2 separate regions of the Homo sapiens genome follow, and region 2 is linked to region 1. A link is an interaction called in ENCODE POLR2A ChIA-PET data of the cell type or tissue named here. Cell type or tissue: MCF 10A. All regions are shown on one strand.

The links. Peaks named below come from ENCODE experiments on the same cell type or tissue, not always from the same donor. Only the 100,000 strongest peaks of a DNase experiment are listed, where the experiment ranks them.
Region 2: POLR2A ChIA-PET joins it to region 1 with 5 read pairs; 3 of 35 experiments call an interaction of 5 or more read pairs at or near these places.

What each region holds. Positions count from the first base shown.
Region 1 is chr5:159,183,103-159,188,102 of GRCh38, forward strand. All of the region lies in intron 3 of RNF145 (ring finger protein 145), which reads right to left. Among named protein-coding and RNA genes, the nearest start is that of RNF145, 24 kb to the right of the region's middle. In MCF 10A, no CTCF peak of the experiment used is centred here; DNase peaks (open chromatin) are centred at 2,109 and 3,389.
Region 2 is chr5:159,238,624-159,243,623 of GRCh38, forward strand. All of the region lies in intron 2 of LINC01932 (long intergenic non-protein coding RNA 1932), which reads left to right. Among named protein-coding and RNA genes, the nearest start is that of LINC01932, 13 kb to the left of the region's middle. In MCF 10A, no CTCF peak of the experiment used is centred here; a DNase peak (open chromatin) is centred at 1,968.

The DNA.
Region 1 (5,000 bases):
AAACAGTTTCTGAGATTATAAAAATGCATGACTAAGTTATATGGGTGATCTAGCAATTCTCCTTTATCACTCTTAGATGATGGTTTCTAACACATAATGTATTAATTGTCTCTTTCTACTGAAAGAGGAAGCCAAATTCTCAGGAAGAATTATTGTAATGCAGTGGTTGTCAACCAAGGGGCAATTTTGCTCCTGAGGGGATATTCTACAACCTCTGGAAACATTTTTGGTTGTCACAATTGGGGAGAGGTATTACTAGCACCTAGTGTGTAAAGGCCAAAGATGCTGCTAAATATTCGTCAATGCAAAGGCTAGCCCCTAGAACAAAAAATCATCCAGTCCAAAATGTCAACTGTGCAATATTGAGTAACCCTGTTTTCATGTAGAAAGACACAAATGCAAATAACACATAAATATCTGATTACTATAGGTAACCATCAATGGAATTATATAGTTAGAAAACTAAAAAATTAAAAGAATTATGAAATTAGAACAAAATGCATATATAAATAGTATTAATACAAAGTATTTTAAAATGCTATTTGAAAAATAAATTTATACCTAAAAGAGATACAACTCTGAGTGTCAGTACTATCCAGACCTTTAAAGCCCAATAATTTCTTTTTGGTCATAGCATATCTCTCTCCAATGGATACAGTTTAAACAGGGGCCAGGAAAAATCCATACAGACAAAACACAGATTGGTGGTTGCCAGGGGCTGGGGAGAAGGGGAGATGAGAGTAACGGCTTAATGAGTACTGAGTTTTGTTTTGGGTGACAAAAATGTTTTAGAATTAGATAAAGGTGACAGCTGCACAACATTATGAATGTACTATATGCCACTGAACTGCTCACTTTAAAATGATTAATTTTATGTTATACGAATTTTACATTAGAAAAGGGAGAGAGGTCAGCTCCAAGAGCACTATCCCCAAGGAGAAAGCCACAAAGTGCCCCAGAAGGGCCTCAGTCCCAAGTGTCTCTTTGTGAGGGACAAGAAAAGACAGAAGAATTGAGGTCCCTACCATGTTTTCTTTCCACTGTTTGGTTTTGTCACATATTATTGATATTTTATAATAAAGCTCAGCAAACTAAACATTATGCTAGAATTTGATTGCTGAGACATTTGTTAATTGTTCTGCATTTTTTCATAGCCTACGTTAGTTTATCCTCTTTTTAAAAACTTTGTCTTTCTTTAGAGTTTCTTACCTTAAATTCTAATTTCACACAACAAAATTTCTAGGGATAACTAACATTCTCTGTTGCTTTTTAACTCAAAAAGAAATTACTGAATACATAAGTGCTGGCACTCTGCTAGACTCTGCTAATACTGCACATTCCATACTAGCACGCAACTTATAAACAGGGAGGGGAGATAAATACTTAGTCCTATAATTATTTAATTATGATGATGATCAGTGCTGTAAGAAAAAATACAGAATGCTGTGAGGATTTTAACGTCTTTTTTATTGATACATAAAAAGATTTTAAATTCACAGCATATTTAAAAACTACATCTTTTATTCTCTATTTCTAGGTTCTAACTTTTTCATTTAACTAATAATATTTCTATCTGCCTTTTACTTTTTTATCTTAAATACTACTTATTTTACTTCTCCTATTTCATATGGTTATTATAAAAGGTTTTAACTATTTCCTTTTCTTTTATCCAACCCTATATTTCATTCCTTTTTTAAGCCTTCTCTTAACTTTGTAATCCTTTCCATTATTTTCTTTTTAATTATTTTTGCTTTCTCTATACTCATTACTTTGCGATTTGCTGTGATTATAGGACCCTAAGGGAGGTCTGCATTCCAGAAGAATAAATGATCAACCTTTAGGCCACAATGACAGCCCTGATGTTAAGTGGTTTCCTCCCACTCGCTCTCCTTACTTTGTCCTCCTCTAGGATCCCAGGATTAGCTCTCCAATACTGTACTGCCCCCCACATTCCTGTTCAATTTAAGTCTGTATCATTCATCATAGCCTCAAAATTAGTATCATCCCTAGGCCCCTTAGAACGTTTCCCCTTTGCTCGATTCCTCTCTTTCAATACAGTCCTCCAAAATCCTCCATTTGGCTGACTCACCAAAAAGCCCCACCTCAGTAAAAACAGCCAGGCCTAGAAAGCCTGCAGACTCTCTCTTTAGGCCAGCTCAGCTTAGCATGCCAGAGTCAAGGCAGTAGTTTTGGTGACAGCTAAACTACCTAGTATGCCACACAACCACTATGGAGCTGTCACTTCTAAAAGGAGGATCTGGGCATCCCATCCCAAACTGTAGAGAATAACTGAAATAAGAATCAGGGTTAACAAAAATCTCTATATCTTACTTATGCACAAATTCCAGGTATCTCATGCTGGCATTGAGAATTCTTGGTAAATCAGTCCTAACAGGGATGGTCATTCACAACATAAGAAAAACAAGACAGTAAGCCTAAATAAGAAGGATCCAAAGTGGGAATTATCCAAAATTCCATGAGTCATTTTAGGTGAAAAATTAGTTCAAGGCAAGAGTCATAAAATTCTAACTTTTAACAACAACATATGATTCTCTTAAGACTCAGGTGAGCTATTCAAGAGAAGCATTACAATTTTTCATTTCAGAAGACTTAAAAGGTAGAATGTTTTAATATCTTCAGAAACAAGAATTCCTGCCAATCTACTTATAACTGAATAAAATATTTTCCTTCTTAAATGTTTTTTCACTTGTGGAAGGCTGATAATCACCCCAAGGCACTAATAAACTGAAAAATCTACGTCCCTAGTCCTGTATAACAGCCTCCCCTCTTTTAACTCAAACTGGGGCCACAAGGAATGTACAAGATCTATGAAAAGGGCCTCCGGCCATGGTAGCTCAAGCCTGTAATCCCAGCACTTTGGGAGGCCGAGGCAGACGGCTCACTTGAGCCCAGGAGTTCGAGAGCAGCCTGGACAACACGGTGAAACTCCGACTCTACAAAACAAAAAATACAACAATTAGCCAGGCGTGGTAATGCCTATAGTCCCGGCTACTTGGGAGGCTGAGGCGGGAGAATTGTGTGGACCTGGTAGGGGCAGGGGTTGCAGTGAGCCAAGATTGCACCACTGCACTCCAGCCTGGGTCAGAGTGAGACCCTGTCTCAAAAAAGAAAGAAAGAAAGAAAAAGAAAAGGGCCTCAGAGCTTGCAATTAGAAAAATTCTTGCTTATAAAGAGAAGTATACATGTTACAAAAAATAAATGGGTACCAAGAACAAAACCTAGTAGCTTACCACTTCAGCTAATTAAAGACCTTTATTATAACAGTCTCTTCAGCGACCTGACTCAGACACTGGACAACCTAGGAACAACTTGTACATTCTGGCTATTTACTTAAAGCTTTCAAACAACGTTAATTCCAAAGAAACCTAACCTGTTTTCACACAAAAGAGGTGTGCCAAGTTATCTTTTGCAATATGGGCAACAAGAAGCACCACTTGGTACAAGAAATCTCAGATGTTCAAATACCTGTATTTCCTTATATGCCTACTAAACACACATATACGCACACAAACATACCTACCATACCGTCAGCACTGAGCTAGCAGTTGAATAATTCATTTACCCAGAGTTTATTTAAACTGTTGACACCCTTTCTTTAGTTTCTTTCTGGCCTCCTAGATATTGAGTGCCTGTATTTGATAATGTTCAAAAGCAGAACACATGTCAAACAGTGAAACTGGTCAATTTTATTCCTGTCAAAATTAAGTTTAGAATATAAATGGTAATACTCATTTTAACAATCCAAGCTACTTGGGAGGCTGAGGCAGGAGAATCACTTGAGCCCTGGAGGCGGAGGTTGCAGTGAGCCAAGATTGCACCATTGCACTCCAGCCTGGGCAACAGAGCAAGACTCCGTCTCAAAACAAAAACAAAACAGTTGGGCGTGGTAGCTCATGCCTGTAATCCCAGCACTTTGGGAGGCCAAGGTGGGCGGATCACCTGAGGTCAGGAGTTCAAGAACAGCCTGGCCAACATGGTGAAAGCCTGTCTATACTAAAAATACAAAAAATTAGCCAGGCGTGGTGGTGGGCACCTGTAATCCCAGCTATTTGGGAGGCTGAGGCAGGAGAATCACTTGAACCCAGGAGGTGGAGGTTGCAGTGAGCCAAGATCACGCCATTGCACTCCAGCCTGGGCAACAAGAGCAAAACTCCATCTCAAAAAACAAACAAACAAAAAACAATTTATCTAGTTTTTTTTTTTAAAGAAAAAAAATTTTTTTTTGAGATAGTCTCACACTGTTGCCTGGGCTGGAGTGGAATGGCACGATCTCAGCTCACTGCAACCTCTGCCTTCCAGGTTCAAGCGATTCTCCTGCCTCAGTATCCTGAGTAGCTTAGATTATAGGTGCCTGCCACCATGCCCGGCTAATTTTTTGTATTTTTAGTAGATACGGGGTTTCACTATGTTGGCCAGGCTGGTCTCGAATGCCTGACCTTGTGATTCACCCGCCTCAGCCTCCCAAAGTGCTGGGACTACAGGCGTGTGCCACCACTCCCGGCCTATCTATAGTAGTTCTTAACTGAGGACAGTTTTGTTCCTCAGAGACAGCATGTGACAATGTCTAGGGACACTTTTTGGTTGTCATATTTGCTGGGAAGAGGGTATCACTGGGGTCTAGTGGGTAGACAGAGTGTTGTCAACATCCTATAATGCACAGGACAGCTTCCGTAGCAATGCATACCCTGCCCAAAATACTAGTATCCCTGAGAAAGAGCAGCCCCAATCTACAACTTTGAATTATGCAAGTCATCATAAAATGGAGAGCTGATTATCCATAGTTTACACATAAGTCACTCTTGGGGAAGTTTTTACATTTGAAACCGTACTTACACACCGAAGAGCCAGAATGAAAACAGTATTACTTCCTTCTTTTGAAAGCCAGTTCTACTGGGCTCTTAATTCAAGTCACAGACACACAAATCCAATATGTTGGTTCATAAATCTAACAATAAAACAAGGAATTTAAGAACACTGGG
Region 2 (5,000 bases), 56 kb after region 1:
GAAAAGACAGGGACTTGTGTTGACAGATGGGATCATGCAGATCTTAAGGTCAGCTAGGATGATGGCCATCTTAAAAGATACCGTTGTCCTAAGACCTCTGGCCCGGATGCATTCTACATGAACCTCATTAACTAAGCCTCTGCCCACACCTACCTCCTCTTGAATGTTATCTCAAGCAGAAAACTTAGTTGCCTGAGGCCAAGTGTCTGCCACTGGGAGGACAATAACAACAAATAAAAATGAAGATAGAGAAAAATAAAGTAATATTTCTTGTGTACTTCAGTTTGCAAACTGGAACCCATATGCTAATTGTAGAAAAATGACTTTATAAATCCTGGACTCATTGAATCCTTTCTCTGTATGCTGTTGATGCTGCATTCAAAGAAGTACAATCCCAACAGCTAAAAATGATAAAACATGAAATTCTGAGCTTTCATGTGCATTACTTGGAAATTGTTTAAAAGGATCCCATTTGTAACCCCGAGAATACTCTTCCTATGCTCTCTTCTCTCTTCCACAATTCTCTCACACCCTGTATTGCTTTAGAGCCTCTCATTCACAACTCTACCTCCCCAAACCTTTTTCTCCTACAGTTCACACTATATTTTGCTTCCTAAATTCATGAATCTGGCTGGGCACGCTGTCCTGTATTCCTAATACTTTGGGAAGTTGAGGCAAGAGGATCCCTTGAGGCCGGGAGTTCTAGACTAGCCTGGCCAACATAGCAAGACCCCACCACTACAAAAAAAATTAGCCAGGCATGATGAGGCACCACTACAGTCCTAGCCACTTGGAAGGCTGAGGTGAGAGGATCATTTGAGCACAGGAGTTCAAAGCTGCAGTGAGCTAAGAAGGTGCCACTGCATGGGTGATAGAGCAAGACCCCATCTCTTATAAACAAACAAACAAACAATTTTTTTTATCCCCTAGTTCTTTAATAGATCATTTATGTTTTCTTTTCTCCTGTCCTTTCCCCTTTTTTCCTATTCTTTCTTCCTCCTTCCCGAGGTATGGAAGGATTGTGAATCTACTCAGTCAATCTTAAAAGGGGCAATGGGGAGAGGGAAAACAAGGAACCCTCACAGGCTAATTTTTAAACCACATCTCTTAAGAAAATATGGAGAAGCAAAGAGAGGAAAATGTAAATTACCTGAAATTCTACCACTGTAAATATGTTGATATACTTTCAGACTTTTTCCTATGCATTTATAACACACACACACACACACACATATATAAGTTGCAAAAAATGGCCAACAGTATATATATACATACTCTTTTGTAGTCCCCTTTAAGCAACTTATTGTGAATGTCTTTCCCTCTCAAGCTTTATACTGACAACATCATTTTGAAAAGCTACATGACTTTCCATTGTGTGAATGTACTATCATTTATGAACTTTTCTTTCACTGTAAGACATTTAGGTTGTTTTCTCTGTTGTAAATGATAAACACTGCTGTTGTCAATATCCTTATGATAACTCCTTTGCTTACTTGTGCAATTATTTTTATAGGATCAGTTACTGGGTGTGAAAATTGGGATGGCAAGCGTGCATATAGCATTCACTTTCTAGGGCTGCTGGAACACAGTACCACAAACTGGGGAGCTTAAACAACAGGAATGTATGGCCTCACAGCTCTGGAGGCTAAAAGTTCAAGATCAAGGTGTCAGCAGGATTGGTTCCTTCTGAAGGCCTGTCCGCAAGCTCTGGTGGTTTGCTGGCTCTCTAGATGCTCCTTGGTTTCTGCTGCATCACCTAATCTCTGCCTCCATCTTCACATGGTCTTCTCCCTATGTGTGCAAATTTCCCCTTTTTGTAAAAACACCAGGCATACTGAGTCTGAGACACTGTGGAACATGCAAGCGGAAATATCTACTCAGTAGCTATATATGTAGGTCTGGAGTTTAGGAAAGACAAATGTGTGAGTCATTGCCACTTCAGTGGCAGTTGACAGTCATGGGGATGGGTGAAATCACCCACTAAGATCGCCCTGTAACATGATATAAAAAGAGAGCCAAGGAAAGAATTCTAGGAACTCCAATAAACTTACAGGATGATTGGAGGGTAAGAAGGTCACTAATGTTGCATAATTAGACCTGGGCTTCAGGAAGTCAGCACTGGGAGCGATATTATGGAATAGTTGGAATTAGAAAGAAAGAGGAGACATGTCCCATCTCCTAGCTCTGAAGCACCCTGTGTGTCCATTCCTGACTTCAGGCACCTCCCTCCCTGCCATTGGCAGTCACTGCTCTTAAGTTTTTATTAACCAATCTCTTGCTTTTCTTTATAGTTTAAGCACATATATATCTCTAACTACTATGTTGTTCAATTTTTTCTACTTTTAAATGTTACATACATGGAATCTTGCTTTATGAGTTCTTCTACAATCTGGTTATTTACTCAAAATTAGGTGTTTTGGAAGGATTTGTTTTGTCACGTGTGGCTATAGATTTTTCATTTTTAGTGCTGTATGGTATTGCATTGTAGGCACATACACCAATTTATTATTATTATTATTATTATTATTGAAAGTAATGGCAAATACTATAATTACTTTTGCACAAACCCAGTATTTGTCCACTGTATTATTCATGGACATTTGGGGACATTTCCAGTGTTTTGCTATTATGAGTAATGTTTCCATGAACTTGTTCATACATTTCTCCTTCATCTGCCCAAGAGTGTCTTTCTAGAAAATATACCACAGAGTAGAATGTTTGAATCGCTTACCCCCAGGCTTGCTTTACACCAGAAAAGACTCATATGAAAATGAATTCCTGCCTCACACCATATTCAAAATTCAATTTCATGTGGATCAAACACTGAAGTTCCAAATGTAAACCTTAAGACTTTCAAGAGAAAATATGAAAATTATTATTTTTTACATTTTGAGATGGAGTTTCACTCTTGTTGCCCAGGCTGCAGTGCAACAGCGCAATCTTGGCTCACTGCAACCTCCGCCTCCTGGTTTCAAGCGATTCTCCTGCCTCAGCCTCCCAAGTAGCTGGGATTACAGGCGTCTGCCACAACGTGAGCTAATTTTTTTGTATTTTTAGTAGAGACAAGGTTTCACCATGTTGGCCAGACTGGTCTTGAACTCCTCACCTCAGGTGATCTGCCCGCCTCAGCCTCCCAAAGTGTTGGGATTACAGGTGTGCGCCACCATGCCAGGCTGGAATATCTTTATGACCTTAGGTTAAGAAAGGTTTTCTTATACAAAGTACAAGAAGAACCACCTGTAAAGCAAAAGGTAATAAATCGTAAGAATTAACAACTTCTTTTCAATAAAAGACATGGTAAAAAGAATGAAAAGAGAAGCCATAACTGGGAGAAGATAGTCATATAATATATATAATGCACAAAAATTAGTATCTAGAGTCTATGAATAATTCCTACAAATCAATAAGGAAAAAGACAAATAACTCAGTAGAAAATGAGCAAAAGGCTCTTCACAGAAGAGGAAATCCAAATGCCGAGAAACACAGGAAACAAGATTCAGTCTCATTAGTAATCAGATAAATGCAAATTAAAACCACAATGAGAAACTGTTTAAATCCACCAGACTGGCATAAACGTAAAAATAAGACAATACCAAGTTTTGACAAGAATATAGAGCATTGTAAACTCACACACTCCTGGTGGGGTTGTGATTTGCTACAACAACTTTGAAAAGCAATTTGTCATCACCTAGTAAAGTCAAGTAAGCATGTGTCATATACCAAGCAATTCTACCCCTAATGTTAAACTAAAAAAAAATTCTTTGTACATGTGAAGCAAGAGACACAATAAGAAACTCCATTGCACAATAGCCCATAATTGTTCCTAACAGCAAAAAACATTGACACAATTGAAATTTCTATTGACATTAAAATGGATTACAAAACTGTCATCTATCCATATCATGGAATTTTATACAGCAGTGAAAATGAATACACTGCAACTACACATAATAAATGGATGAATTTCACAACACAGAGTGAAAGCCAAGTAGTAAGTCACAGAAAGTCACATATGATGTGACTTAATAGATGTAGTTTAAAAAACAGACAAAATCAAATAATAGTTTGTTTAGAGCTACCTACATGTGTGGTAGGGTCTAAGGAAAACATAGGCTTAACACAAAATTTAGGATAATAGCTACTTCTGGGTGGAGGTGAGCATGCGACGATAAACTATGATAAATATTTGAAGGAAAGGCTGGAGCTTATTTGAAGTTCATAATTAAGGGCCTGACTCAAGACTGTGGATTACAAAAGCCTTCCTGAGGAAGTGCACGTCAGCTGATACCTGAAGCGTGAGAAACAGTTTAGAGCAGTGCTTCTCAAACCTTAACAGAGACCCCCACCAATTGCTATGGGATAGAAAGGTATTTTCAGTCATAGTCAGATTTTTGATTATTAAAATAGAACTTTATCCAAATAAACATAAAGTACTGACTATTGGATTTTCTGCCTTCCTGGAGGAAAAACATCATTTTTTTTTCAAGCTTAGCCTCATTCGAATAGAATTTGAAAGATTTCACTCTGCTTTAATGGAAGCCAGACTTGAGAACAAATGATAATATATACAAAAACTGGTGGCCATAAGCAAAAAATCTGGAAATATCCGATTGTTTACTCTGGGTTAAAAGAGATTATGAGAGAGACCTGGTCTTCAGAAAATGCATTGAACATCCAAGTTCAAGTAGCTGCAACAAAAGCATCCTTTAAAATATATCAGATAAATTTTAAAAAAAACTTAAGGTGGCAATAAAAGATGGCCTGGATGAAAGCATATTTTTGTAAAAGCATAAATCTGCTTTCACAAGAAGCTAAGATAAAAAAGAGTGAGTAAAGTGAATAAACTGAAAAAAACTTGCAGAAGATGAAAGATTGAGCTGCTGTTCTTACATAGGAGAATGAGATCTGGGAATTGGAGATATTAACAATGCCTCAGACAATGGAGATTGTGTTGAGGATTAATAAAGTTTTTTATTGAGGTAAAATTCATTTAAAAACAC